2 separate regions of the Homo sapiens genome follow, and region 1 is linked to region 2. The links are chromatin loops, found by intact Hi-C in ENCODE. Cell type or tissue: psoas muscle. All regions are shown on one strand. Each heading gives the region's core, and the rest is flanking DNA. Links, peaks and the distances in the headings are about the cores only.

Region 1 (15,879 bases), core at 4,123-12,122, 250 kb before region 2:
GAGAAATGTATGATTCCACGCTCATTGCAGTATCCGATCCCTACCACAAGTCCCTTAGGTCCAGGTTAGGTTTTCTTTCCCCTTCCCACCCCCAATCATTTTGGAGGTAATTTAGATAGTAACCACCAAAAAGGCCACCAGTTTAAAGGTTAAAACATTTTCCCTCCTTGTCCCTCGATCCCCAAGCACCCTGCAGAGGGTGTGACCCCTAAAGCAGGTAGAATCCTGCGGAAGTGAAGAAGCCCACATTGTGGTGAGAAAATGGCCCACATTCCAGATCTGCCAGTTTCTTCTGCTGCTTTCCTTAATGATTTTCTGCTCTTACCACTTAGCAGGAAGGAAATAAAAGAAGGAAGAGGATCCTCTCTGAAAAAAAAAGGCTCTGTTTATAACCTGCCCTCCTTCCTCTCCTCTGGAGATCCCCTCTGCTTTGGAATCTCAGGGTATGAGCCCAATGCCATTGTAGGGGTTGCAAGGTCAGTTTCCAGTTGCTTAAGTCATGTGGCATCTATCAGAACCATTAAACAACTTCTTCCTGGTACTTGTGTCAATTTCCTTCTAGTCTACATGTCAATCCTTTAACTTGACCTTTGGCCCTATCTTTTTAGCCCTTCCATTCTACTCCCACTGCCTCTCTTAGGTCAACTTCTGCCTGGAAATCCCCAAGGTCCCTGAAGAAAGAGGATCTTTCTATTTAGGCCTCAGGCCCACTCCCTCGGACCTCAGGTTGAAAATATTCTCCTGAGGGTCACCTCACCTGTGTCTCAACTAGGCCCCTGGCCTCTTCCCTAGGGATCTTCAGAACAACCTTCTTTAGATTCTGAGGACAGGCCCCTCACTCCGTTTCTGCAATGGGGTTTCCCATCTCACTTCATGGTCTGTCTCCCACTTTCTCACCATCCTTTTCCAGCCCCACCTGGCCAGGAGTGATCAGCTCCAACCAAGGAACACAGAAACCCAACCCACAGATCATCGAGATTTCCTACTATTGTTTATAATTGGAACATATTTGAATAGACTGGCAACACATGGGTGTTTTATTTGAAATTTTTTCCCTGAGAGAGCACTACCAAGCCCCCATACTGCAAATCCTCCCCGATCCTGGAAGACAGAAGTTGTTTTTATCTTGTAAAGCACATAGCTGCCATTCTGCCAGCAAGACCCCTGCTCATCACAGGTGAAAACTTGAAGGGTATTTTTCCAAGAAGCAGTAGAAGTGATAGAAAAAGCCTTGGAGAAATTGTAGGCAGAGGTGTTGTTGAGTGGTGACTTCAGTGGATATATTGAGAGTAGGGGAATTCCGATTATAGCGATAAAAGCATAATTCTAGGGACATTAAACCTGGGCCTCATAGAAACCACTAAGAGCAGGTAGTGATCTTAAGCCACCTAGATCTTTTACTTTATAACATAGTGTAAATTAAATAATACCATCTTATCCTACTGGTTTTGGCAAATGGCAGCCAAGAGCCTAGTCTTTTGCTGCCACCTTGTGTTTAGGAGACAAAAGTCTAAATTCACAATTGCTGTGGCATTATTATTATTATTATTATTATTTTTGAGATGGAGTTTCCCTCTTGTTGCCCAGGCTGGAGTGCAGTGGCGTGATCTTGGCTCACTGCAACCTCCACCTCCCAGGTTCAAGCGATTCTCCTGCCTCAGCCTCCCGAGTAGCTGAGATTACAGGCGCCAACCACCACACTTGGCTAATTTTTTGTATTTTTAGTACAGGCGGGGTTTCACCATGTTGGCCAGGCTGGTCTTGAACTCCTGACCTCAGGTGATCCACCTGCCTCGGCCTCCCAAAGTGCTGGGATTACAGGTGTGAGCCACCGTGCCTGGTGAGAAATGAACATTTTAGAGCCAGAAGAGATCTTAGAAATTCTCTAGTCCAGCTCCCTTCACTTCACTGATGAGGGAACCAAGACCTAGATTGGGACCAAAGTCTCCTTGTTCTTTCCCCTGTGCCACACTACCTCTCTGGTCAATTACACTCACATCACATGCACATATCGAGTCCTCAACAACTAAGGCCATTGAAGTACATGGCAGAAAAAGCCAGTCTGTCCAAATCCATAGGTGTCTCATTCAGTGGAAACATTTCCAGGGGATTGTGCAGTTGTATATGACAAGGCCAGGTGACCAATGACAACGAGAGCTAACACTTAGCACTCACTGTGGATCAACTGCTGTGCTAAGCACTTTGTGTATATCTCACTCAATTCTTTCAGTAACCCTATAAGGCAACAACTATTATTACCACCATCTTATATTTAAGGAAATTGAGGCTTAGAGAGGTTAAGTAACTTGCCCAAAGTCATTCAGCTACATCTGGCAGAGAGAGAACTCAAACTCAAGTCTGTAACTAGTACAATCTGTGCTCTTGCCCCCATTTTTTATTACTGATTATACTGACTTTACCTCATCCCATTCTTCAGAGATAACATTATTACAATTTGATATATTTCCTTTCAGCCTTTTTTAATGCATAGATAAATATTTTTATGGCACATTGAAATTGATTTCAACACGTTTGTACTATAAAATAATACTGAGGAGGTCTTATATATAAATCTTGGTCTGGATCTCAGTATTTTAATGATAGATTTATAGAAGGAAAAGTACGGGGTCTAAAATTACAATCTTAACTGAGGATTTTGGTATTGGCAAACTTATTTTCAGAGTGCCCGCACCATTTCACAGTCCCACCAATAGTATATGGAAGTACTCACTTTAACACTTCCTCACTGACATTGGAAGTGTTCATATTTGCTCAATTTTGCCAAAAATAATTTAAATTTTGGCAAATTTCAAGGATCTAGTAGATGAGAGCAATACATATCTGAGAATTTCAGACCTAAGGTAACCTAAATGATCCAATAAGAAAAAGACTCTTAGCTCACTTCTGAATATGTGTAATTCTATATGGAAAAAATTAGGTAAAAATTGGGTAAATGTCCAAAAATTCCAAATAAAGTATTTAAAGAGTCTGAGAGTGCTCACTTTTTTGGACATGGCTGAGTAGGAGGCACCATCATGGGAGTCCACACCTGCCACAAGGAACCCAGTGCCAGAAACTCAAGAGCCAGGAAATTGATCTAAAGCTGTTGGTCAAGCGGTACATGTTTCTGGCCAGAGGAACCAACTCCACCTTCAACCAAGTTGTGCTGTAGAGGATATTCATGAGTGGCAGCAACAGGCCAGATGATCAAGAAAATGAAGTTTCCTGGCCAAGAACACAAAATGAATGGTTGTGGGGATCATAATTGGAGGGCAAGGTCCTGACCTGGACGCCCCCAAAGTCTATGCATTGTCCTGCTCTTTCATCCTCACAAGGACCAAGAAATATACAAGCATTTCAGTAAGGCCCCAGGTACCTGCACAGCTACTCCAAACCCTACACCAGAGGCCAAGAGGCCAGCTGTACTACAAAAACTAACCGGATCCTGTCATTATTAAAAATATTGTGGATGCTGGATTCGGAGGGGGGGATATGTATACACTGGCAATGAACAATCTGAAAATGAAATTTTAAAAAAATTCCATTTATAATAGCTTCAAAAAGAAGAACATACTTAGAAATAAATTGAACAAAAGAAATGCAAAACATATTGCTATGGTTTGAATGTATGTGTCCCTCCAAAATTCATGTTAGGATCTAATAGTCAGTATGATAGTATTAAGAGGTGTGTCTTTTGGGAAGTGATTAAGTCATGAACACTCCAACCTCATGAATGGGATTAGTGCTGTCATGAAACAGGTTGAAGGAAGGGCTCTATTCCTTTGTCCTTCCGCCTTCCACCATGTAAAGTCAAGCAACAAGGTGCCATTTTGGAAGCAGAAGGCAAGCCCTCACCAGATACTGAATCTGCTGGTGCTCTGATCCTGGACTTCCCAGACTCCATAACTATGAGCAACAAATTTATGCTGTTTACAAATTACTTGGTCTAAGGTATTTTGTTATGGCAGCAAAAATGTACCATGACACATATACACTGAAAACCATGAAACATTGTTGAAAGAAAATTTAAAAGACCTAAATAAATGAAGGACATCCCACGTTCATTGATTGGAAGGCTTTATATTGTTAAGATGGCAATATTCCCCAATTTGATCTACAGATTAAATGTAATCCCTATTAAAATCTCACTTGGCTTCTTTGCAGCAACTGAAAAGCGATTTTAAAATTCATATGGAAACTCAAGGGACCCAGAATATCCAAACAATCTTGAAAAAGAAGAAAGAAGTTGGAAGACATACTTTCAAATTCAAAACTTACTACAAAGCCACAGTAATCAAGACAGCATGGTACTGGCAGAAGAACAGACATAAATAGAATATAATAGAATTGTGAGTTCAGAAATAAACCCTCATACTTATGGTCAACTGATTTTCAACAAGGGAACCAAGAAAATTAAATGGGGAAAAGAATAATGTTTTCAACAAATGATGTTAGGCCAGCTGGATATCCACAGATCAAAGAAAAAGCTGGACCCTTAGCTCATACCATAGACAAAAAGTTAAAATATCAAAAAAAACCTGAATGTAAGAGCTAAAGCTATAAACTTACAGAAGAAAACACTGGCATAAATCTTCATGACCTGGAATCAGACAATGGTTTCTCGAATACGATTACAAAAGCACAAGTAATAAAAGAAAAAAATAAATTGGACATCATCAAAATTTAAAACTGTGTTTCAAATGACAACATAAAGAGAATACAAAAACAACCCTGATAATGGGAGAAAATTGTTGTAAAACATGTATCTGATAGGGGCTTGCATCTACAATACAAGTCTTAGAATTCAATAATAATTCAACAATAAAAAGACAATTCAATTTTTAAAATGAGCAAAGGATTTATATAGACATTTCCGATAAGAAGATATACAAACGACCGGCCAGGCATGGTGGCTCACTCCTGTAATCTCAGCACTTTGGGAGGCCGAGGCTGGCAGATCACGAGGTCAGGAGATCGAGACCATCCTGGCTAACATGGTGAAACCCTGACTCTACTAAAAATACAAAAAAATTAGCCAGGCCAGGCATGGTGGCGGGCGCCTGTAGTCCCAGCTACTCGGGAGGGGCTGAGGCAGGAGAATGGCATGAACCTGGGAGGTGGAGCTTGCAGTGAGCCGAGATCACGCCACTGCACTCGAGCCTGGGCAACAGAGCGAGACTCCATCTCAAAAAAAAAAAAAAAGAGAGATACAAATGACCAAAAGTGCATGAAAAGATGCTCAATATCTTTAACTATTAAATAAGTGCAAGTCAAAATCACAATAAGATACCACTTCATACCCACTAAGGCAGCTATGATCAAAAAGACATAATAACAAGTATTGGTGAAGATGTAGAGAAATTGGCCCTGCTGATTAGAGTGTAAAATGGTGCAGCTGCTTTGGAAAACAGTTTTCTCTATAACCTGATATAAGGTCAATATTTGCATGTGTTATTTGGTCATATGAGTCTATCTGGAATCACATTTGGATTTATTTATTAAATTGTTTAGATATTTTATGTCCTTTTTAGTTTTCCTCTGCTTGATCAGACATGGACCAACAAAGGTGATTAAAACCTTCTCCTTTTATTTCTTCTTCCTTGTTGCATAAAGTTATGTGATAACTCCATTATCATTGCAAATTATAATCTTTTTCATTATAAATTTTTTCTTTGCTTCATTTAAGAAGAGTTCAGGCTTATTTGACATTAATAATGTGAAACAAGGTTCCGTTTTTTAGTATTCACCTTTTATGCCTTGGTCCATATTTTTGGTTATTATGGAGAGGACCAAATATATAAAATAGAGTACATTATTTTTACATACATGGGATCATAAATGGGGGAAAGGAAGTATGGAGGGAGTACTGTAAGAGAGTTAAACGTTCATCTTCCATAATAGAAAGTCAATAGATAATACTACATATGGACAAAAAAAATGAAGAAGATCCATAAAACATGTTATTAAAAATATGATGATAAATATAAAAAGAAATAGTTGAGAGTTGAGTAGTTGCTGCAGGGAATCAGGAATGAGGTAGGATGGGACTGGGGAGGAGAGGTTACTAGTATCTGTAGCCACTCTGTTTTGGGATACTATATCCTTCATACCCTTCCCTTTCCTTTAAGGGATTGATAATTGATTAAGATGATTGATACTAAACACAGATAACATTATTGAGAGCCCACTATGTGCCAGGCTAAGATACATCCTGCAGTATCTGTGAGGGATTGGTTCCAGGCCCCCTCATCCACAGACACCAAAATCCATGGATGCTCAAGTCCCTTATATAAAATGGTATAGTATTTGCATATGACACACACACATCCTTCCATATACTTTATTTTTATACTTTTTGTTTTTTATCATACTTTAAGTCCTGGGCTACATGTGCAGAACGTGCAGGTTTGTTACATAGGTATGCACGTGCTATGGTGGTTTGCTGCACCCATCAACCCATCATCTATATTAGGTATTTCTCCTAATGCTATCCCTCCCCCAGCCCCCCACTACCTGACAGGCCCTGGTGTGTGATGCCCTCCCCCCAACCCGTGTCCATGTGTTCTCGTTGTTCAACTCCCACTTATGAGTGAGAACATGCAGTGTTTGGTTTTCTGTTCTTGTGTTAGTTTGCTGAGAATGATGGTTTCCAGCTTCATCCATGTCCCTGCAAAGGACATGAACTCATCCTTTTTTATGGCTACGTAGTATTCTATGGTGTATATGTGCCACATTTTTTTATCCAGTCTATCATTGATGACATCCTTCCATATACTTTAAATCATCTCTAGGCTGAGCATGGTGGCTCACACCTGTAATCCCAAGCACTTTGGGAGGAGGAGGCAGAAGGATCACTTGAGGCCAGGAGTTGGAGACATAGTGAGACCCTATCTCTACAAAAACTAATAATAATAATAAATTAGCCAGGCATAGTAGCATGAGCCTGTAGTCTCTTTGGAAGGCTGAGGTGGGAGGATTATTTGAGCCCAAGAGTTCAAGGTTGCAGTGAGCTATGATCATGCCACTGCACTCCAGCCTGGGCAACAGAGCTAGACCCTGTTTCAAAAAAAAAAAAAAAAAAGTCACAATACCTAATACAAGGTAAATGCTTGTAAATAGTTGTTATACTATATTATTTTAAAATTTGTATTATTTTTATTGTTGTATTATTATTTATTATTTTTTTCCCAAATATTTTCAATTTGTGGTTGGTTGAATCCATAGATGCAGAACCCACAGATACAGAGGGCCAATTGTATGTATGGATGTATAAAGTAAGGGTACAGCCATGCCTGGAGAAGGGTTGTAGTGTTGGGTCCCAGAGCTGAGTCAAAACAGAAGTGTACATCTTTAAAAATGCAGAAAAAACATATGATAAAATTCAATACCTATTCATGGTTTCAAACAAAATCTTAGGAAAGTAGGAATGGAAGGGAATTTCCTTAAATCCTTAATCTTCTCAAGAACCTTAGTAAGGTGGGTACTATTGTTACTGCCATTTATCAGATAAGGAATCTTAAGTTCACAGGGCTTATAATTGGCAACATTATGCCTGGCTGTGTGACTTGAGATCTTCTACCTATTGAGTTATCTTAGGTTAATGGGACATGGGTACACAAAGTAATCCTTAAAATGAAAAGAACTCAAAGCTATACTCTTTGTACATTCTCTCATGTCCACAAGAGGGCACCAGGATTCATTAAATTCAAGCCCAATAGTCAAATGTTGAAGTAATTGTAGAGAATCAAACTGCTTAAATATTAGTAAATTTGAAAACCTACAAGTGTGTATTCTCCCAGGTACACCTGCAACTTGGGTCTGAATTGGCCAGCTCTGCACTTTTCAATGATAAAATCCCATTGCCAGTTAGAGTCTTCATACATTTCTACTTACCCCAACCATCCTGGGACATCCAGATGATAGTAATGATAGATTGCTTAACCAGCTTATCTGCCGCTCCACCATGCAGTGATGTTCTATGTAGATGCTATTTCAGTGAGTTTCAATTAGGAGAAAGTGAAGGAGAAAAGTACCCTTTCAGGGAGGATGTATCGGACTTTAGGGGCAGGGGATTATAGAATGTGTAATTTGCTTTTACACATACTATATTATTAATCTCTAATAAGGGCAATCTATATTTAAAAGTTCAAAAAGCTTAATCATATTAAAATTTATATTTGGAAAATAGCTTATTGTTTCCATAATACGTACATTAAACAAAAGTTTCATGTGGATTTTTTATGTTTATCAAAAGGAGGCAGGAGTTTAAAAAACTGATAAGTCGGCCGGGCATTTTGGCGCACGCCTGTAATTCCAGCACTTTGGGAGGCCGAGGCAGGTGGATCACCTGAGGTCAGGTGTTCACGACCAGCCTGACTAATGTGGTAAAACACTGTCTCCACTAAATACAAAAAACTTAGCCAGGCGTGGTGGCGCATGCCTGTAATCCAAGCTACTTGGGAGGCTGAGACAGGAGAATTGCTTGTACCTGGGAGGTGCAGGTTGCAGTGAGCCGAGATCGTGCCATTACACTCCAGCCTGGGCAACAAGTGTAAAACTCCGTTTCAAAAAAAAAAAATTTTTTTGAGAAGTCGGCTTCTCTCTCAACACATCTGGGACTGTACAAAACATTTATATTGCAGAACATCAAAATCTCTTACAGTTGTCTCTTCCTTTCCATGTTTACTGGCACTTCTTCGGTTCAGGTCCTTGTTTGTTCCTTTTTGTTCATGGAGTTTTTGTGATTGTGGGGATAAAGCCAAGACCAGGGAAAGGGCTATAGAATTGGGTCCTAGAGCTGAGTCAAAACAGGGTTGGACATCTTAAGAGATGGAAAAGTCTTTAATAAAAGTCAGCACACATTCATGGTTTTAAACAAAAGTGTAGAAAAACAGAATAGAAGATAATTTTCTTAAACTAATAAAGGATATCTACCAAATGCCTTCCACAGATATACTTTGCTGAGTTTACAAGATCACTAGACAAAGGGTGAATATACAAAAATCAATTATATGGCCAATCACCGTGGCTCACACCTGTAATCCCAGCACTTTGGGAGACCGAGGTAGGTGGATCACCTCAAGTCGGGAGTTTGAGACCAGCCTGGCCAACATGGTGAAACCCTGTCTCCACTAAAGACACAAAAATTAGCTGGGCGTGGTGGTCCACGTCTGTAATCCCAGCTACCTGGGAGGCTGAGGCATGAGAATTGTTTGAACCTGGGAGGCAGAGGTTACAGTGAGCTGAGATCATGCCACTGTACTCCAGCCTGGGTGACAAAGTAAGACCCTGTCTCAAAAAATATATATATATAATAGCAACAAACAAAAGACAACATTTTAAAAAGAATACTATTTACTATAGCAAATCGAACACATAGGAATAAATCTAATGAAATATGTATAAGAACTTTACACTGATAACCACAAAATATTACTGGGAAAATTAAAGAAGACCTAAACATAACGTTCATGAATTGAAATGTTTAGATGTTAATTTTCTATGAATTTATAGATTCATCACAATCTTCACCAAACTCTAGGCATGTGTGTGTGTGTGTGTGTGTGTGTGTGTGGAAGTTGACAAACTATTTCTAAAATACATATGAAAATGCAAAGGACCAAGAATAGCTGAGGCAATCTTCAAGAACAAAGCTGGAAGACTTCCACTTCCAGTTATCAAGAGTCATTATAAAGCCATAATAATCAAGATTGTATAATATTGGCACAAGGATAGACAAGAAGATAGACCAGTGGGATAGAACATAGCATACAAGAAAACAACCATATGTATACAGTCACCTGATTCATGAAAAGTATGACATTGCAGTGAACTGATGGAAAAGAGAATATTTTAAATAAAAGGTTCTAGGTTCACTGGATAGCCATACGAGAGAAAAAACGTATCAGGACTCTAATCTCACATCACACACAAAAATCAATTCCAAATGAATTGCAGATCCAAATATGAAAGATAAAACCAGAAAGCTTTTAGAATAAAGCACAGGAAAACATTCTTATGATATTGTAGCAGCAAACATGCCTTTTTAAAAACCATACAAAGCCATGTAAGGATATAGGTAAAACCAATGGTTCTTCGAATCTCTCTACTCTCACAAAATCGTTCAACACTTCTGATGCCAGAGGGTGGGGGGTTTTCCCCACACACCAAGCAATTCTCTGGCAGATTCTACAGTGGACACGAGCTAAGTATCCTCTAATTCAATTGAATTCTGTCACTATCTGCCTGGAGATAGTGTCAGGTCCCACAAGTTGAGGGTTCAGTCCCACAAGACTGCCCCCACCCCCCTTCAGATGCCAGTCACAAGCACAGAATGTGGCCTCTGCTTCTGAATGACCAGCTATCCATCGGATTCCCATGACCTCCACTTTGGTTTGATTAATTTGCTAGAGTGTCTCACAGAACTCAGGTGTCTTAGTGCATTTTCTGTTGCTTATAACAGAATATCTGAAACTGCCTAATTTATAAAGAAAAGGAAATTATTTCTTACAGTTATGGAAGCTAAGGAGCCCACGGTGTAGGGGCTGCATCCGGTGAGGGCTTTCTTGATGGCGGGGACTCTGGAGAGTCCCGAGACGGCACAGGGCATCACATGCCAGAGAGCTGAGTCTCTCTTCCTCTTGTTATAAAGCCACCAGTTCCAGTACCGTAATAACCCATTAATCCATCAATGGATTAATTCATTCATGAGGGTAGAGCCCTCGAGACCTCTTAAAGACCCCACTTCTCAATACTGCCACATTGGGGATTAAGCTTTAATATGAGCTTGGAGGGGATAAACATTCAAACCATAGCATCAGGGAAATACGTTACTTATGTTTACTGGATATAATAAAGGATACAGATGACTGGCCAGATGAAAAGATACATAGGGCGAGGTCTGAAAGGGTCCCATGTGCAGGCACTCCTATGCCCATGAAGTTGGGGTATACCACCCTGCTGGCATGCAGATGTGTTTGTCAACCCAGAAGCTCCCTGAATCCCATAGTTTAGGAATTTTTATGGAGGCTTTATCACGTAGACATGATCAGTGATTAACTTTATTTCTAGCCCCTTTCCCTTCTCTGGAGAATTGTGGCAAGTTGGTGGATTAGGGCTGAAAGACCCCAGCTTATAATTATGGCTTAGTCTTTATGGTGACCAGCTCCCATCCAGGAGTCCACCAAGAGCTACCTTATTAAATGATGCTCCTGCCGCCCAGGAAATTCCTAAGGACTTTAAAAGCTCTAAAATTCCTAAGGACTTTAAAAGTCAGGAACCAGAGTAAAAGGTCGAATATTAGAACAAAAGGTTCTCCTAGCATCCTTATTGCTTAGGAAATTACAAGGGTTTTAAGAGCTCTGTATCAGGGACTGTGGGCCGAGAGCAATATGTGTATTTCTTATTATTTTTACAAATAGTAACACAAAGAAACAAAATATATAGAGTATATTAAAATTAAAAACATCTCTTCATCAAAAGATATATGCTTAAGAGAACGAAAAGGCAAGCCTCAGAGTGAAGATATTTGTAATACATATCTCTGCCAGAGGACTTTACTCATAATCTATAAATAACTTCATAATCCAAAAGAAAAGACAATCTAATTTAAAAATGGGCAAAAAGGCCATGCACAGTGGCTCACACCTGTAATCTCAGCACTTTGGGAGGCTGAGGCAGGATGATTTCTTGAGGGCCAGGAGCTCAAGATTAGCCTGAGCAAATAGCAAGATTCACCACCCCCCATCTCTACAAAATAATTTTAAAAATTAGCCAAGTGTGGTGGTGTGCGCTTGTAGTCCCAACTACTATGGAGGCTGAGGTGGGAGGATCTCTTGAGCCAAGGAGTTTGAAGTTACAGTGAGCTGGGATCACTCCACTGCATTCCAGCCTGGGCAATAGAGAGACACTTGTCTCAAAAACAAAAAAAGAGAGAGAGGGAGAAGAAAGAGAAAAGAAAAAGGGTAAAAGATTTAGATACTTTACCAAAGATATTCAAATGGCCAATGAACGCACGAAAAGGTATCCAACTTCCATAGTTCTCAGAGAAATGAAAACTGAAATCACAAATGAGATACTACTGTGTACCCACTAGAATGGCTAAAATGAAAAGGACAGAAAATACCAAGAGTTGGCAAAAGGGGGAAGCAACTGAAACTTTCCTACACTGCTAGTAGGAAAAAAAATGGTATAACCACTTTGGGAAACTATTTGGTAGTATCCACTAAAGCTGAACAGATTATCCTATAACCCCCAAATTCCGATCTTCACTGAGACAGGGACAGGGTTAAAGGAACCAACATGAGATGGTGAAGTGTTCTGAGGCTAGCATTAGCTGTCCTGGGACAAGGAGACAGAAGAGTTTTTCAACACAGGGAGACCTGTAGCTGCAAGAGCGGCTGGCCAACAGGAGCTGTGTCCTCTAACAAAGGGATACAGCCCTGGCAAACCTGAGGCCCCATCTCCCATTTCCCTCCATTATTATGACGGGAAACCAGGGCCAAGGGAGCATGCTGACAGAGCCCACACAGCTCAGCATCCTGGGTCCCCGAGCAGCAGGGAGAAGAGGAGGGTATAGATCTGGAGCGGCTAGCAGAAAAAGTCAAGCTCACTGTCTAATGTCCGAACTGGAGCATGGACTCTGAAGTCAGATGACCTGAATTCAAGTTTGGTACTGCTTACCAGCTGTGAGGCCTTTAGGCAACACATTTAACCTGCCCATGCCTGTCTCCTCTTTGGCAAAATGGAGATAATAATCTACCTCACAGAGTTGCACAACGAGCAAAAGAGTGAATACATGAGTGAATTCCGTAAGTGGTAGCTATCATTTTTATTTTAAGCTTTGCCCTTCACATATTCTATGCTCATTTAAACAGAGGAGTTGGTTAAATCTAAATATACTTTGTATTTGTAATTATGGGGCCCCCTTCAATAAGAATGTCCCTCAATCTGTTTTTCTAGACCCTTCTAAAAACCTCTCGAATGTTACTTTCTCTGTGAAGACTTCCCTGAGCTCCTTGTCCAGGAAGAACCTCTTCTGTGCACCCAGAGACCCATGTCCCCTCCTCCCCAGTGGCCCGTCCCACGGCCCTCACTGAAAGGCAGCCTAGCGTGCATGTCTACTCTCATTTCCTTAAAAGCAGAACCCAGATCTTGTTCTTATTTTTGAACTAACTCTAGTGTATAGCACAATATTTTATATAAAAATGTTTGTTTCCCTGAATTATATTGGAATTTCAGTATATTGAAATTTACTTCAAACAAGTTTGCCATTGGTTGACATTTTAAAATCCTATTCTAAGTATTTGCTGAGATGGTTTTTACTCTGTATTGTCACTAGCAACAAAAGCGAGCTAATCATAACTACTATTTATTAACTATCTACTTTGTGCCAGGGCTTTATATTTTATATCATGTGATTCTTATAACCAGCCCATGAAGCAGGGACAGATGAGAGAAGGCTCAAAGAGATAATATAATTTGCCCAATAGCCACAGCAGCTAGGAAGTGGCAGAGCTATGATTCCCACACAGACTTCCACAAGGCCTGTGGTATTTCTGTGATGCCACGTTGCTTCCCATAATTAGTATATACTCAAGAAGTGTGAACAGGTACCTCCGAGTTTTAGTTACTTTCTTCATTTATACAATGAGGGAGAATTGGATGCTCTCTTAGATGGCTTTCAGCTCTAGAATATATGATTTTAAAGCAGCATCTCTGTCTGTTCCTATCATGTGCCTGTGCTGATTACTGCTGGGGACACTTCTTTTCTCATAAAATTGGTTAGAAAAATACAGCTGTTCTCAGTTTCCATCGCACAAATCCAAGAGGCAGGACTGGTGAAACTGCCTTCTATAGGACTCCAATTTCCCCTTCTTTAATTTCATGGGTTACAGTGAAGTCAACAAGAGTGTAATTTGTGTTTGCATAAAACCAGAACACAAAGGAAAAGAGCCAGACATTATTGAACATTCAGGAAAGAAAGAGTCCCACACCAAAAGGGCAAAGTTCAGTACTGTTAGCTACTCTCGTTATTCAGCAAATATGCCTCTCATCTGCTTGTAATAGCACAGTGCCAGCTCTCTCTAGCCTTTCCATTGCCTTTGGGAGATAAGAAGGAATTCAGTTTCTATTTTGTCAAAATGGAATATACTTGATGATTAAGGGGATATTAATTAAGGTAGCGTTAATGAAAACATACCACTTCTAAACTCTGTTTGTGATTCACAAAGAAAGAAAAAGTCAACCAGTCCTCCTTATACACTGCCTCAAAGAGGACGAGCTCTCTCCTCCTCCTATCATCATCCATTTATTTTGTCCGTCTGTTAATCTAACCATCCATCCATCCATTTAATCTATTCTCTCTCTCTTTCTTTCTCCCTCCCTCTCTCTGTTAATCTATCTTCCTTGAACTATCTATCCATCTGAGCCTCAGTCCAGTTCTAGGAAAGTACGCATACATCATGACAATTGCAATTAAGACAAAGCAGTCACCCCATCTGTGTGAACTCCCTGGGAACTGAAAGTGCAAACTCTTAATCTATAAACATGAAATAAAAACCTGCCCAAAGCAACAGCCTATCTCTGATCATATAGAATTAGATTTTTCTGTCTCACAATCCAGGGAAATACAACTTTGTATGACTAGAGGCAAGAGAACAAACTATAATTGACACAGAAGGAGAGAGCTGATGACTTCAAATTGCATTGCTTCCCTGCTAAAACCATCCAGGGGTTTCCCATCATACTCAAAGGAAAAGCCGAAGTCCTCACATTGACCAGGGGCTCGATACACTTTGGGTGCTCTGCTCCAGCCATGCACGACCTCTTTCCTGATTTTTATTTTATTTTATCTTTTTATTATTTTATTTATGTATTTATTTTTGAGACGGAGTCTTGCTCTGTTGCCCACGCTAGAGTGCAGTGGCGCAATCTCGGCTCACTGCAACCTCCATCTCCCAGGTTCAAGTGATTCTCCTGCCTCAGCTTCCCAAGTAGCTGGGATTACAGGTGCCTGCCACCACGCCCAGATAATTTTTGTATTTTTAGTAGAGACAGGGTTTCACCATGTTGGCCAGGCTGGTCTCGAATTCCTGACCTCAGGTGATCTGCCCACCTCAGCCTCCCAAAGTGCTGGGATTACAGGCATGAGCCACTGCACCCAGCCCTCTTTTCTGATTTTAAAAAACATGTCAGGCATGCCTTGCTGTAGGACCTGTGGATTAGCAGTACCTCTGCCTTGGATATTCTTTCCCCAAACATTGCACAGTCTCTATGTTATGTTCCTCTGTTTTTATTTTTCTATTTTATTGATTTCCACTCTGATCTTTATTATTACTTTTTTCTTGTTTATTTGAGAGAGCAAATTATTGTTTTAAGCCACTAAATGTGGGAATTATTTTTTACTTAGAAAGAGATTACTGAAACACAAGGAAAAATAGTTTCTCTAGGAACAAGCTACTTTAAGAAGTTCCAGATGAATGCTTTTAGTTAGCCCAGACATACTGTTGGGATTAAGAGTTGTTAAGGTGTTTGGCTGATAGACTGTGAAATCAGAAATCATACAATGTTAAAGTGAGTAAGAAGTTATTTTGCTCAGAGAGCTGAAGTGACTTGTCCAAGATCACACAGCTAAATAGGAACATGCCTTAAAACAGAAATGGACTCTCAGTTCCATATACGTCTCTTATTTGTTCTACAAATATTTATTAAGCACATTCTTTATGTAAGGCACCATGCTAGCAGCTAGGGATAACACAGACAGCCTTATCCTTATAGAGGTTACATGCTATCAAGTCAGATAGACCTTAAGCAATGAAATAATCTTTTTGTTTGTTTAATTATAATTGTGATAAGAGTCACAAAGGGGAATAAGGTGCT
Region 2 (15,879 bases), core at 3,039-11,038:
ACAATTGAATAATTTGGCAGAGGAGATCTCTTGTATTTTTCACCTGCATTTTCACTTACTCTGTGATCTCTGAAGCACTGAAACACTGAGGGTAGATCTTTCTGGCCTGCTCCACTCAGACTCACATACTAATCTCCTCTGGGGACATCCTCTCAGACACATCCAAAATAACACTTTACCATGTTTCTGGAAATTCCTTAATCCAGTCAAATTGACACCTAAAATTAAGTCCACAAGTCCACCTCTTGTCAGGTTGACACTTATACTCATCTCCTTAAACCATATTTAATTTCCAAATAAGGACAATAGCAAGGTAATAGGTCCACCTACCACGATGCAACTATCCTGCATACAACCAAAAACACACTAATCCCTTCCCCAGAATTTGGCTTTCAGGATTTCAACATTCAGGAATTCAATCTTTCAGGATTGTGATTTGTGGGATTTTAGACTTTGGGGATCTCAACATTCACGATTATGATGTTTGGGACTATGTCTTTTGGGATTATAATCAGCACCACTTGGATAAACCTCCCATCACCTGGACACTGGGTACACAGTCTTTTACTAAAGTTCTACTTCCTCTAGAATGGAATATGTCTCTGGGCCTACCCCTGTCCCCAAATGCCCCACTGAGTGAAGCGCCTCTAAAGGATTTCTGTGGTTTTTGACTGCCCACTGTCTACTTTCCCTCGCATGAATATCTGGATTTTTCCTTGGAGAACCACCTCTCTCTCCACTCTCAACCTGCATGGTCTGAATTAGCCTGACCCCATCCTCACTCCTAAGGCCGACCAAACAATCAGAACCACAGTGACTGACTTTGGAATAGACACATGATCAAAGTTGGATCCATGATAATTAGGCTATGGAAGTTTTCTGGGATCATGCAAAAAGGTGCATTCTCTTTCTGCTGGGGTTGCTAAGTGGGTAGGGCTTAAACCTGGATCTTCTGATGGCCACCTTAGCACCATAAAAGATCCTGCTTCAGCAGGAAGCCAACACACCTATTTGCAGAAGTCACACATGGAAATAAGCGCCACAATCCCAAGCCATGCTCATGTGCCATCTGAGGTGTGGAAACAATCAATCTCTTTGTCATGGACTCAGAAGTTCTGGCCTGCAGGAGGCAGTGAGGGAAAGCCCCAGAGAGAAATTAACTGATCAGCAATTCTAGCTGTCCTTTCTGTAGACTTCTCTCCCACCGATCATTCATTTATTCATTCATTCAAAATTATTTATTGAGTGTCCGCCATAGGACAGGTATTGGTGGTACACAGTGAAAGACACAAATAAAGTCCCTGCCCTTATAAGCTTTCATTGTGGGAGGAGCTCAGTGGTGGCAAGTGCTACAGTGAAAAGTAGGGCACAGTAAGGAGTAGATGTGAGGGTGGAAGGGAAGTGCTATTTTATACAGGCCTCTCCAATCAGGAGACATTTGAGCATCGATCTAAAGGGAGTGAAGGAGTAAGCCAAGCAGCCGTCTGGAGCAAGTGTTCAGGCACCAGAACAGAGAGCTGAATTGGACATGCTCATAATGTCGATGGAGCAGCCAGGAGGCCAGAGTGGTTGGAGTGGCAGGAGCAGGGGTGAAGTTGGAGAGGGAGCAGAACAGGGGTACTGTGGAGAGCAGAATGCCAAGGCCTTTCAGATCCCAGCAAGAACTCTGGCTTTCTCTGAGAGAGAAGGGGACACTGGAAGGCTCTGAGCAGAGATTTGCCTTTCTGAACCATTGTCTCGCTCTCTGTGTAGAATACAGGCTGCAGGGATGCGGATGGAGTTGCAGTCACTGCTAGCTCCCTGCCCAATATCCATTCTACCTTTTCTCTTTAAATCTAATAGAACCTGGGTTTTGCTCAGGTTCAATGCCCAACTCTGAAACTCCATTTGCTAGACTCCCTAGCAACTAGGAGTAGTCAGATGAAAGAGATGTTTACTGGGAAAGCTATTATTTGCCTAATTAAAAGACAGAGTCAGCTGGCATGCACCCTTTAACCTTTGTCCCTTCCCTCTTCTTGTCTGAAATACAGACTCAATGCCTGGAAGCATGGAAGCCACTTTGAGATACAAAGACGAGAGATGCATACTAAGGATATAGAGCTAAAGTCAGGAGAGGCCTGGGACATTGGTGACATCACAGAGCTGCTGCTGTCCAGCCCTAGTCTGGACCATTAGGAGGATTTTCCCCATGACCTTTCTGGTCTCATTCTTTCCACCCATTAGTAAGTATTTAAGGGCACTTCCTAATACCAGGCTAAAGTGACAAAAATAAGACTAGACAATTCCCTCTCATTGTTTCCTCCTCTCCCCAAAAAGTCACAACACAAAGTACAGTAGATGGGTAGAAATTATGGGGAATAGAAGTCATACGTTTCTGGTTTGTGGCATCTTTGTAAATTGAAGGGCTTCACAGGAAGCAAAGAGAGCAGTGTGCATGTTGCTGCTGATTGTGTTTTCTGGGAACAGAGGACAGAAGGCTGCTCTGAGGCCCATAAGAACTCGCATCCTGGGGGAGACATTCATCACTCCTCTTATAAATATGTCACCCTCTCATGGGGACTTCCTAGACATTTAGATAGAATTATTTGCAAGGCCCCAGTGAAGCCCCTCCCACAAACCCTAGGACACATCACCTCTATGGGCATAGCTTCTTCCAGATTCAGGTAGAGCGCTAAGGGATGTGGGGTCAGGTGGGCCTCCACGTCCTCCAGGAATGCCTTCCGAGCCTGCTGGGCTGGCGAGAGCTTGGAAAGCACGTCTGCTTCCTTGAGCAGCTTGATCTGCCTCTTCTTTGGGGCCAGTTGGGGAGCTCTGTGATAAATCTGGGGCAGAAAGCCCTCCACAGGGACCTGAGTCACCAGACCAGTGCAAGGCGGGCAGCCCTTCCTGAAGTCGTCCAGCCCCTTTCTTGGAAATACCAACTGCCGGCTGTGCAGAGAGGTGGGGAACTTCAGCCCGTTCTTGTGCTTTGTGAAACATCTGGAAGGTAGATAGATTCTCTTTGTACCTAGAATACCACATGCCTGTTCATATTAACCACAGGACTTGGGTGGGAGAAGGAGGTAGTAAAAAGGCTGGTCTCCAGCTTTTAGGGTTGGGGGTAGGGGAAGTGGGATTCACTGGAGAAGCTGGAGTTAATCATATTCCTAGTTCATAGCACAGAATTGCTGCTCCGTACAAAGCCCCTCTCTTGCTTTCTTGTCTATTTTATCCCCACATCCGACTCTCACTGGTCTCCCTTGCAAAAGCAAAACTGCCCTAGTGGATTTGGAATATATCCTTTGTTTGTACACATCCTTGAAATTCTGAAGCATCCTTATGTGTGCATGCACTCTTAATTTACGTAAATGGCACTATTCTGCTTCTTGTTTACCCAGCACTATATTTTAAAGACCCTTCCATGTCACTCTATGTAAATCTAATTCATTATTCCAACTGCCGCCACCACATTTCATCTCTCCATTCGCTTTGTGAAGGACACTCAAGTTGTTGCCTTTCCCAAGGACTCTCTCTCTTCACTAAAAGGGACAGAGTGCAGTTGAGCGGGAAGAACCTGGATCCCACTGACAACTCAGCCCCTAACTAGCTGAATGGCGTTGGCTCTTCATGTAACCTCTGTGGGTTCCCCCTAAACTCAGGGGATCAAAGGCTGCAAAATGGCTGTCCATGGGCTACATTGGGCCAACAAACCTGTCATTTGGTCCTCCTTGTGTTTTAATAAGAATCATAATAGCTAACATAAATTGAGAATTTTCAACATAACAGACACTGTTCTACTGTTCTAAATGCTTTACACATACGAGCATATTTAAATCTCATAACAACCCTATGAATTAGGCACGAGTATTATTCCCATTTACAGATAAGAAAATTGAGCACAAAGAAGTTAAAAAACAAAACACTTGTCAAAGGTCACACAGCTAATAAATGGTAGAGCTGGGAGTTTAACCCAGGTAGGCAGCTCCAGAAAAAGGTGCTTAATCACTCTACTGGAGTTTATGATAAATAAAAATGTTCACATAAATAATCGGGAAAAATGGCTCCTCTTGAAAAGCCAGATTTTTCAAGATCTGTGAAAAGTGGGTCCACTTATCCAAGGAGCCCCAATTGGCATATTGGTTGCCCACTGGAGACAAATCATCTGCTCTCTCATTCACAACCTCCACCTCTCCCACCGCCATATATATAGCTGCTTCACTCAGCCTCCTTATCCACCAGCGCCCTGTTAGCATTGAGTAGTTAGGGCATATAGATGAGATGGAAGAGACAGATGGGCAAACAGGAAGGAAAATAGAACAAGCTCCTGAATAACCTAACACAACCAGCGAACACCAAAGCCACGACTTGGAATCTGAGCGTCTCATTATCCTCACATATTACAGTGCCTTAGTTAGGTAATTCTAGAGTCTTTGTGTCCTTCCCTGAAGCCTCTTCCACCTTCAGACCCCTTTTATCTATAATGTCTTTTTACACCAAATCTAATCCTTGCTACACCCATTGCTACAAAGTGTTTTTAAGAGATTCCAGCCTGGCCCCAATTCTTCTCTAGTGAGTCCTAGAAACTTCTTACTTGTTGCATAGATGTGTAGGTGTTGTTTTAAGGGCTTAACCCAACTCTACTGTGAAGATCTAGATGAAAGGACACAAAAAGATGAACTTAACAAAAAGTTACTCTCTGCATTTAACAGATCACTCTTAAATAGCTAAATGGCAGAAAGATGCTGAAATTACATCTAATCATAAGATTAATGACCCATTCAGCATTACTTATTAGTAAGTAACCCTCCATATTAAATGTCTTTACAAAGTTCATTATATGCACATTTACAACTAACTCATGCATCCAAGCACTTCATGAAATCAAATCTGAGAACAAATATTTTTGTTTAAGTACAGCCATACAACTCAAAATGGGGAATGTACGTGGCAGTGAGCTGAAACTTCATAGAATGTTAGAACTGGCAGAGATCCTAAAAGAAATCCAGTCTACTTTCTTCACTTTTCTTTTTCTGTTTTTTTTTTTTTTTTCAAGACAGGGTCTCACTCTGTTGCTCAAGCTAGGGTACAGTGGCAATTATAGCTCAATAGCTCACTGCAGCCTCAAACTCCTGGGCTCAAGGGATCCTCCAATCTCAGTCCCCCAAGTAGTTGGGACTACAGGTGTGCGGCACCATGCCTAGCTAAATTTTTAAATTGCTTTTGTAGAGAGAGGAGACAGGGTCTTGCTATGTTGCCCAGGCTGGTCTCAAACTTCGGGTTCAAGTGATCCTCCTGCCTCCGCTTCCCAAAGTGTTGGGATTACAGGCGCGAGCCACTTTCCTCATTTCTTTCCTTTCTTTTTTTTTTTTAATTCGAGACAGGGTTCCACTCTGTTACCCAGGCTGGAGTGCAATGGTGTAATCTTGGCTCACTGCAACCTCTGCCTCTCAGACTCAAGTAATCCCTCCACCTCAGCCTCTTGAGTAGCTGGGACTACAGGCATGTGCCACCATGCCTGGCTACCGCTTTCCTCTTTTTAATAAGGAAACTAAGTTCCAAGAGGAGAGTAAGGCAACCAGTGTAAAGGGAGGGCTTTCCTCTCCCCCACATGGCCTCTCATAGTTAATAAGCTTACCATTCTGCATTATGTTAGGTTCAGGAAAAATCTTGCTTGGCCCATAAAATAAAACTGGAAACAATTTTTCTAAATATTTACTGTTTTCACAGACACTAGTACATGATATATGGATATTTCCCTCTTTAAGAATTGCAAAAGGATACCGGACATGTATCCTAAAGAAATGAAAAAGTATGTTCTCAGAAAATTCTGTACACAAATGTCGATAGCAGCTTTCTACATATTAGCCCCAAAACTGGAATGTCCAAAACAACCTGAATGTCCTTCAACAAGTGAATGGATAAACAAACTGTGGTACATCCACACCAAGGAACACGACTCAGCAACAAAAATGAACTACTGATACACACAACTTGGATGGATCTCAGAGGCTTTATGATGAGTGAAAAAGAGCCAGTCTCAAACAGTTACATACTGTATTATTCTGTTTATCTAACATTCTCAAAAGAACTAACTTACAGAAATGGAGAGCAGCTTAGCGATTGACAAGGCTGGGGTGGGAAAAGAAGTGACAGCAAAGGGGTAATACTAAGAGTTCCTCTGTGGGGAAGGAACAGTTTTGTATCTTTATGTATACATATGACCAAATGTTACAGAACTCACACACCTGAGTGCAAGTAAGAGCTGATAAAATCCAAGTAAGGTCTCTAGTTCAATTAGCATATTCTGCCAATGACGTTTCCTGGTTTGGCAATGTGCTATCGTTATGTAAAATGGTACCACTGTAAGCAGCTAGGGGAAGGGTACATGGGACCTCTGTACTATTTCTGCAACTTCTGGTGAGCCTACAGTTATTTCAAAACAAAATTTTTAAATGGGGGGGAGAAGCTTCCCAAAGAAGCTCTTATGAATAACTGCTAGAAACAACTATGAATAATTGCTAACATGTACACGATACGTTCTATGTGCCAGTGACAACTTTACATGTGCTATCTCCATTAATCCTCACGACAATCTTAGAAAGCTGATTCCTAAGTTATTGCCCCATTTTATAGTTAGGAAAGTGAGCCCAGAAGGAGCAACCAACTTGCCTAAGGTCACCAGGCAAACAAGAGGAGAACTAGCCTTCTACTCAAGCCTTTCTGATTCTAGACTTTGGAATCTTCACCACCACATCGTGCTGTCTCCAAGACAGACGAATTCCATTCTCAAAAGATTGTCAAGGAGTCGGTAAAGGCAAAAACCTTCTTGTTCCTGCTCTGAGGCTACCACAACCGTACAAAATGTTAGCAGACCTCCCTAGCACCCCAGGCGCTCCCCCAACCCTGGGCTCCACTTGGCCACAGCCGCCATCTGGATACCAAAGGCTCCAGGGGCAGCAGATGCCTAACATCGGATACAGGGCTCCAGGCGCCCCGGGGCATCTGGCGAACAGTTGGTTGGCTAGGCCGGAAAAGGGTGGGTGGCTAGCAGGAGGGCACCAGCCTCCGCAGCGGACTCTGCGGCCATCACTTTCCCATCAGAAATGGGGATATTAGTCTACATCCCTGGGGGCGTGGGAGGCGGGGGTTGTGAGGATGACAGCAGGAAAAATCCTTTGCAAAGAGCAGCGCCAAGCGTTGGTTATCTCAGCGTATTATGTTGTACGTACAGGAAGCATTGAGGAGGGAAGGCAGGCTGGACCTCTCCCCTCGCCCCCGCCCCAGCAAGCGCGGGTCTCCAGGCGCCCCCGCGCGGCCCGCGTGGGATGCGCCCTCGGCCCGGGCGCTGAGTGTTTACCTGGACCTGCAGTTCACGCCCTCGCGCACCGGGGCCAACGTCCCCGGCCGGAGCCGCCGCCTGCGGTCCGCCATGGTGGCCCTAGCTTCGCGGCCACCGTCCGGGCTTGGGCGGTGTGTGTGCCCTGCTGCCGCCCCGTTGCTAGGACACCGCACAACCACCGCTGCCGGTATTTGCCCCGGGCGCCTGGCAACTCTGACGCCCCGCTGCGCGGTCCAACCCCTTCTCCGACGCCTGGGGACGTGGACCTGGCCGAGGGAAGGGAGAGGGTACCGGTCCTTGGTGTAATCACGTTTTACTCTGCTGGGAAGGCGTGTTCATCTTCCCACCGAAACGCGCCATAGACTGGATCAGGCGTTTTTTGCTCATCATCGTTTCAAAAAACGTTTACTGAAGGAAAGAAAGGAAGAAGGCAGGAGGAGCGATAAAGAGATAGCAAGAGAAAGAGGATGGAAAGTGGGGAAAATGAATAGATTTCTAAAGGTTGGGAAAGCCTTTTAGCAGGGAGATGTTTTCCTGGAGGTCTTGGAACTCTCTTGGTCTCACAGCCTCTGTAAACCGAGGGCTGCACACCTGTCTCTAGTCCCCAGCTGATTTCCAGAGGCCCTTCCAGCTCCTGTGTTGATTCTTCTGCCTCGACTCACTTCTAGCAGACAAGTACCATCCAGCTGACCCTGGTAGGCACGTGGCCACATAATACGGATTGCACGAGGGTGTGTTTCGTTTTTACTAAATTCTTATGCTACTTCTGAGTGTTTCTGATTTAAATATAAGCATTGGTTCTGCTACTTAATAATTATGCACTCCTGGGGGCAGGGTACTTACATTTTTAAGCTTCATTAATTACCTGGCCTGAAAATGGGGAAAATAATAGTATCTACCTGTAGGGTTATTGGGGATATTCGATGAATATAAAGAAATTAACACAGTGCCAGCATTTAAGAATCCCTCAAGAATTATTATTATGCAAGTACTATTATTCCAGCTGTGAACCGGGGGTGGTAATATTTGTCCTGACTACTTAACAGAGCTGTTGTGAGTTAGTTAATGGAGAAAGCTATGTAGGTAATCATTATAATTAGCCCAATTGTTATTTTTATTTTCTTTGATATTAGTCCGATTGTAATGCAAACTTTTTATTACTTTGAGGAGGTAGGGTTTCTGTAGAAATTCTGTGAGAACTGGGCCAAAAGTATGGTTATCTAGGCTGAATGGAGTCCTGCAGGAATGATTTGTAACAATTTGCCCAAACAATGCTTGATTAAACTAAAAAGCTTCTACACAGCAAAAGAAATAATCAGCAGAGTAAACAGCCCACAGAGTGGGAAAAATCTTTGCAATCTATATATCCAACAAAGGACTAATATTCAGAATCTACAAGGAACTCAAACAAGCCAGCAAGAAAAAAACAAGCAATCCCATCAACAAATGGGCTAAGGACATGAATAGACAATTCTCAAAAGAAGATATAAAAATGGTGAACAAACATATGAAAAAAGGCTAGATATCACTAATTATAAGGGAAATGCAAATCAAAACCACAATGTAATACCACCTTACTCCAGCAAAACTGGCCATAATCAAAAAATTTAAAAAATTAGATGTTGGTGTGGATGTGGGGAAAAGAGAACACTTTTACGCTGCTGGTGGGAATGTAAACTAGTAAAACCACTATGGAAAACAGTGTGGAGATTCCTTAAAGAACTAAAAGTGGATCTACCATTTCATCCAGCAGTCCCACTACCTGGGTATCTACCCAGAGGAAGAAAAGTCATTATACAAAAAAGATACTTGCACACACATGTTAATAGCAGCACAATTTGCAGTTGCAAAACTATGGAACCAGCCCAAATGCCCATCAATCGATGAGTGGATAGAGAAATTGTGGTATATATGTGTATATATACACATATATATAATGGAATAACATTCAGCCATAAAAAGGAATGAAATAATGGCATTAGTAGCAACTTGGATGGAACTGGAGACCATTATTCTAACTGAAGTAACTAAGGAATGGAAAACCAAACATTGTACATTCTCACTCATAAGTAGGAGCTAAGCTATGGGGATGCAAAGGTGTAAGAATGATAAAATGGACTTTGGGAACTTGGGGGGAAGGATAGGACGGGGACAAGAGATAAAAGACTACACATTGGGTACAGGGTACACTGCTTGGGTGATGGGTGCACCAAAATCTCAGAAATTGCCACTGGAGAACTTACTCATGTAACCAAAAAAAAAATAAATAAATAAACAAATAACGGATGCCCAGAAATATTCTGAAGGAGGCATTTTACCGGAATCTCCAAAGGTTGTGACAAAAAGAAGAAAAAGCTGACTACAATTTATATATCAGCAAGCAAGAGGTAGAGTTTCCTAAGATGGCTTTCTATATATTTTCTACAGCTGCAATAATCCTTTTAAAAATATTTAGCAAAATAATATGTTGGCAAATTATCACTCTTAAATAAACAAACAAATAATAAATAAACAATTTGTCCATATGCCTAGGGTTTCTACCAATTCAGGACTGCTTTCCCATTTCTCACCTTAAAGTTCTATTTTTTTGTTTTGTTTTGTTTTCTTTTTTGAGACAGAGTCTCACTCTGTTGCCCAGGCTGGTGTGCAGTGGTGTGATCTCAGCTCACTGCAACCTCCACCTCCTGGGTTCAAGCGATCCTCCTGCCTCAGCTTCCCGAGTAGCTAGGATTACAGGCACGTACCACCATGCCGGGCTAATTTTTGTATTTTTAATAGAGATGGGAGTTTCACCATGTTTGCTAAGTTCTATTGTTTTTGTTATTCAAATGCTTGTTTTTCTGGAATATATAATAGTGTTTGAAAATACTATTTTATATATTTGAATAATCCTTTTGGGAATGAAATGGCCAGCTTACCTGGCAAAAAGTCTAGAAATAAACACCTGGAAAATCACCAACCTCATTCTTAAATAACATATACTCACTTGATTACTGTATTTAATACATTTCACCTTTGAGTTGAGAGAGAGAGAGAGAGAGACTGAGAGATTCTCTAAGTAATGACTACAATTATGGTATGCAATGTATGGAGTCAAAATTACCATATAGAGCAATTATCAACTTGTGATGATGCAGATGTCATGAAAATAGATGGTTTCTTATTTATTTATTCAGCAAACACTAGCAACAAAGTACCAAGGTGACGAGGATCAGGTCTGTTTTCTTCTCCATTGCATCTCCAGTGCCTAGTATGGTATATAACAAATCAATAGTTGTTGAATGAGTATATAATGTGTGTCAGGCACAGTACTAGGAACAAGATGGACAAGATCCCTACCCTAAGTCTTGGAGAAATCCTACCTACATGCAAAATAATGAAGTTGGGCCCTTATACTGTATACAAAAATCAACTCAAAACAGCTTAGAGACCTAAATTTAAGAGCTAAAACTACAAACTTCTTAGAATAAAACATAGGGACAAATCTGCACAATTTTGAATTTGGCAATGGCTTCTTAAAATGATACCAAAAGCCAAAGCAACAAAAGAAAAAATAGATAAATTGGACTTCATTAAAATAAAAAACTTCTGTATATCGAAAAACATGATCAAGAGAGTGAAAAGAGGCCAGGCGCGGTGGCTCACACCTGTAATCCCAGCACTTTGGGAGGCTGAGATGGGCGGATCACGATGTCAGGAGATCAAGACCATCCTGGCTAACATGGTGAAACCCCATCTCTACTAAAAATACAAAAATTTAGCCAGGCGTGGTGGTGGGCGCCTGTAGTCCCAGCTACTTGGGAGGCTGAGGCAGGAGAATGGCGTCGACCCAGGAGGTGGAGCTTGCAGTGAGCCGAGATTGCGCCACTGCACTCCAGCCTGGGTGATAGAGCAAGACTCTGTCTCAAAAAAAAAAAAAAAAAAAAAAGAGAGAGAGTGAAAAGATAACCCACAGGAGATAATCTTTGCACATCATATACCTGATAAGAGTTTAATATCCGTAATATATTTAAAAACTCCCACCACTCAACGACAAAAAGACAAACAACCCAATTAAAAAATAGACAAAATATTTGAATAGATATTTCCCTAAAGAAGATATACAAATGGCCAAAAATCACATCAAAAGATGTTCAACATCATTAGTCATTAAGGAAATGCAAATCAAAACCACAATGAGATACTACTTCACACCAATTAGGATGGTTATAATAATAAAAACAAACGAATAGAAAATAACAAGTGTTGGTGAGGATGTGGAGAAATTAGGACACTCATGCATTGCTGGTGGGAATATAATATCTTGCAATTGCTGTGGAAAATAGTTTGGCAGTCCTCAAAAAGCTAAGCAAAGGTTTACCATATGACACATCAATTCCACTCTTAGGTATATACCTAAAAGAATTAACAACAGGAACTCAGATATTTGTACATCAATGTTTATGGCAGCATTATTCACAATAGCCAAAAAGTGATAAGAACCCAAGTGTCCACCAACAGATGAATTAATAAACAAAATGTGGCATATACATACATGGAAAATTATTCATAAAAAGAATGAAATTTTGATAAGTTATAACATGGATTAACCCTGAAAACATGCTAAGTGAAAGAAGTCAAATGCAAAAGGACATATAGTGTATAACTCCATTATATGAAATATCTAGAATAGGCAAACTCATGAGACAGAAAGTAAATTAGAGATTTTTAGGGACTGGGAGAAGGAAGAAATGAGGAGTTAGTGCATAATGGATACAGAGGTTTTTTTGGAGGATGATGAAAAAATTTTGAAATAGTGATAATGATTGCATAATATTGTAAATGTAATTAATGCCACCAAATTATAAACTTTAAAAGAATGGTTAAAGTTACAAATTTCATGTTACATATATTTTGACACAATTTTTTAAAGTTGTAAAAAATACCAAAAAAAGAAGGAAATTTGAAAATTAATGAGCTAAGAATCCAACTTAACAAATTGGAAAGATAGTCAAATAAATCCCAAAAGAAGTATGTTTTTAATGTTGAGCAAAAGAAGCCAGACGTCAAGAGTATACACTGTGTTCCTATTAACATGAAGTTTTAAAACAGGCAAAATTAATTTATAATGATAAATGTCAGAATTGTGGTTACTTGGCGGGTAACTGACAAAGAGAAGGCATGAGGGAGTCTGCTAGGAAGATGCAAATCTTCTACATCTTGATCTAGTTGGTGGATATGTTAGTACATATGTAAAATTTTAATGAGCTATACACATCAGATTTGTGCATTTTACTATGTAAGTTATTCAATAAGAGAAAAGCAAAAAATGCAGCATTTTCCATCAGGAAAATAATCCTAGAGAAATCTCTACCCCATTATCACATAAAGAAACAAGCTTCCTGGGAGCCCTAGGGCACCCTAAAGTCTGCAGACTTTCCCCTAAACATTCCTTATTTTGTGGTACTCATCCAGGGGAAGGATATTTAAAATATTTAACAACCAGTAAAGCATATACACTAACCAATCAGGAAGATGGCCAGCCAGATTGCAACAACGGAGTCCTAGAGTCCCCTAATCATAATGGCAATACCTTCCTTTAGTTGCTGATCTTGTAGAGAGTGGCTGGAGCCACCAGAGCACAGCAGTCACTCAGAATTGCTCAGAGCAGTGGCTATTTACCAACCAACACAGTGTTTTGACAACCATTATAGTCCTAAACCTTGCTTACCAGCTTACTGTCAACCTTCTCCCTCACCCACAGAATCTCTCTAGAGATTTTCCTGCATAGTGTTTTAAGTGGCTTCTTGAAAACTGCCCTCAGTGTAGACTACACCTGCAAACCAAATAACAATGGGGGTAAAGGCATGACACCAATAGTCAACAGGAGCATTTCTCACTTGGTCAGTAGCATTGAGCATGATGGCAGATAGGGGATTACAGATAAAATTGACAAGGTTCCTGCCCTCAGGAGGTTATGGTTAAGTGGATGGATGGGTCCTTTAGTTCGGTCAGGCTGCTAGATTTGAGGAGATGCCTGAGCCATCTGCAATAGGCTAGACACACTTAAAGGAAGATAGTGGAGATCTGTACCTCCACTCTTTGTTGAACAGTGGGCCATGAAGAGTAGATGGGATGTAGGGATACATTGCTGGTGGGAGTGTAGCTAGAACAGTTATTAGGAGAACAATCTGAAAGGACTTAGTCAAACCAAGTATATGGTATCTGCTGGCTGATTTGTTCTTCACTGCCCCTGCCTGCTCTGCCCTGGCGTCAGCAAGCTGCACTGGGGGCTGGGTTCGGCTAGTGGAAAGCACTAATAGGAGATTGGGGATGGAGGAAGGGAACAGTCAGGCTATTTTTCTCTCTCCATCTCTCTCCTATTTATAGAGGCATCTATATTTCTTCCTTCTCTTGGAGCTCCCACCAGGTGCTATGATTCCGGCTTTTGTCACATGACTCAAACTCTTGGTTCCAAGCAATTCGTGCAGTTTAGGTGTGGTAGGGGTTTCCTATTATTGCCAGTCTCTAGATTACCTATGTCCCCTGTTTGGCTCTCAGCTCTTTCATCACCTCTGTAACTATTCCCTGCATTAAAATCTTAGTTTTACACACTTAGAGTGGCTTCTGTTTTCCTGGTTTTACTCTGATACGTATGTTACTTATGACTCAGTATTTCCACTGCTAAGTATAGGAATCCAGAGGAATTCTCACACACAAGGCAAGACGTATGAGGATGTTGCTGCAGCATCGTTACTAGTGTTGGTGAGTTGGGGGCAATGTGCATGTCCATTTCTGTGAAATGAGTGGATAAAATGGATGGATAATTAGGCATCATTAGAAGCAATAGTCTAGATAGATACTCAGCAACATGATTAGACTTTTAAAAATATATTGCTGAATGAAGAAAAACAGAATGAAACTTTTACTACAATGTGGTTTATATAAAACTGTGCATAAAAAACAAAAATGTACCTCTTATAAGAATTCTGAGAGAAAACATATGTCAACACTTAATGACAGGCCAGGCGCAGTGGCTCACGCCTGTAATCCCAACACTTTGGGAGGCCGAGGTGGGTGGATCACGAGGCCAGGAGTTCAAGACCAGCCTGGCCAAGATGGTGAAACCCCGTCTCTACTAAAATACAAAAATTAGCTGGGCACAGTGGCAGGTGCCTGTAATCCCAGCTACTCAGGAGGCTGAGGCAGGAGAATCACTTGAACTCGGAGGGTGGAGGTTGCAGTGAGCTGAGATCACGCCACTGCACTCCAGCCTGGGCAACAGAGTGAGACTCCATCTCAAAAAAAAAAAAAAAAAAAAAAAAAGAAGAATGCCTGCAAACAAACATATGAAAAAATGCTCATCACTGGTCATTAGAGAAATGCAAATCAAAACCACAATGAGGTACCATCTCAGGCCAGTTAGAATGATGATCATTAAAAAGTCAGGAAACAACAGATGCTGGAGAGGATATAGAGAAATAGGTATGCTTTTACACTGTTGGTGGGAGTGTAAATTAGTTCGACCATTGTGGAAGACAGTGTGGTGATTCCTCAAGGATCTAGAACTAGAAATACCATTTGACCCAGTGATCTCATTACTGGGTATGTACCCAAAGGATTATAAATCATACTACTATAAAGACACATGCACACGTATGTTTATTGTGGCACTATTCACAATAGCAAAGACTTGGAACTACCCAAATGTCCATCAATGATAGACTGGATTAAGAAAATGTGGTACATATACACCATGGAATACTATGCAGCCATAAAAAAGGATGAATTCATGTCATTTGCAGGGACATGGATGAAGCTGGAAACTATCATTCTCAGCAAACTATCACAAGAACAGAAAACCAAACACCACATATTCTCACTCATAAGTGGGAGTTGAACAATGAGAACATATGGACACAGGGAGGAGAACAACACATACCGGGGCCTGTCAGGGGTTATGGGGCTAGGAGAGGGATAGCATTAGGAGAAATACCTGATGTAGGTGATGGGTTGATGGGTGCAGCAAACCACCATGGCACATGTATACCTATGTAACAAACCTGCACGTTCTGCACATGTACCCCAGAACTTAAACAAACCTAAAACTTAAAAAGACATACAACTTTAAAAATACTTAAAACAAAAAAACATAAAAAGAATGACTGCCTATGGAGAGGGCAGAGGAACAGAAGTGGAGAATAGGGATGAAAATGAATGAATGAATAAGAGAGGGTCTTGCATACAATTGATAGTGGAGTGCCATGAATTTAAGATTAAGCAATGCTCTGCACCTGAAGTAGAAAACAAAGTTGCCAGAAAAATAGTTACTTGGTGGCAATGAGATACAATTCAAAGAATGCTTTGTGGGTTATGAAATACTAAAATAATACCTGCCCCAAATCCAAGTTAGTTTGCAGTAATAGGAACAAAATCATGGGAGAGATGGTGAAACAAGACCCAGAGCTAGTATCAGGTACTAGATAAAGCAGGAGGTGTTGTCAAAATTCCATGGCAATTTTATGTGAATCTTGCTGATTTATTTGCCAGCTATATCAGACATGAGCAGAGATTATGATTTG

Evidence for each region. Peaks named below come from ENCODE experiments on the same cell type or tissue, not always from the same donor. Only the 100,000 strongest peaks of a DNase experiment are listed, where the experiment ranks them.
Region 1: a loop joins it to region 2, with 3 times the contacts of the local background. A loop is called at or near these places in 3 of 110 quality-filtered maps.

What each region holds. Positions count from the first base shown.
Region 1 is chr4:76,496,863-76,512,741 of GRCh38, reverse strand. The region is part of intron 1 of SHROOM3 (shroom family member 3); the gene reads right to left. Among named protein-coding and RNA genes, the nearest start is that of MIR4450, 69 kb to the left of the region's middle. In psoas muscle, for the core only: a CTCF peak has its summit at 7,677 (motif pointing right); no DNase peak of the experiment used is centred there.
Region 2 is chr4:76,243,278-76,259,156 of GRCh38, reverse strand. FAM47E (family with sequence similarity 47 member E) reads right to left here and starts at 7,436. Exons shown (of 8, transcript NM_001136570.3): 1 at 7,337-7,436; 2 at 2,634-2,979. The coding sequence starts at 7,410. It overlaps FAM47E-STBD1 (FAM47E-STBD1 readthrough), which reads right to left and starts at 7,436. Exons shown (of 7, transcript NM_001242939.2): 1 at 7,337-7,436; 2 at 2,634-2,979. The coding sequence starts at 7,410. It overlaps LOC105377286 (a long non-coding RNA gene), which reads left to right and starts at 7,480. Exons shown (of 3, transcript XR_938897.4): 1 at 7,480-8,049; 2 at 13,987-14,062. In psoas muscle, for the core only: a CTCF peak has its summit at 7,319; a DNase peak (open chromatin) is centred at 7,446; H3K4me3 peaks cover 2,282 bases; H3K27ac peaks cover 1,711 bases.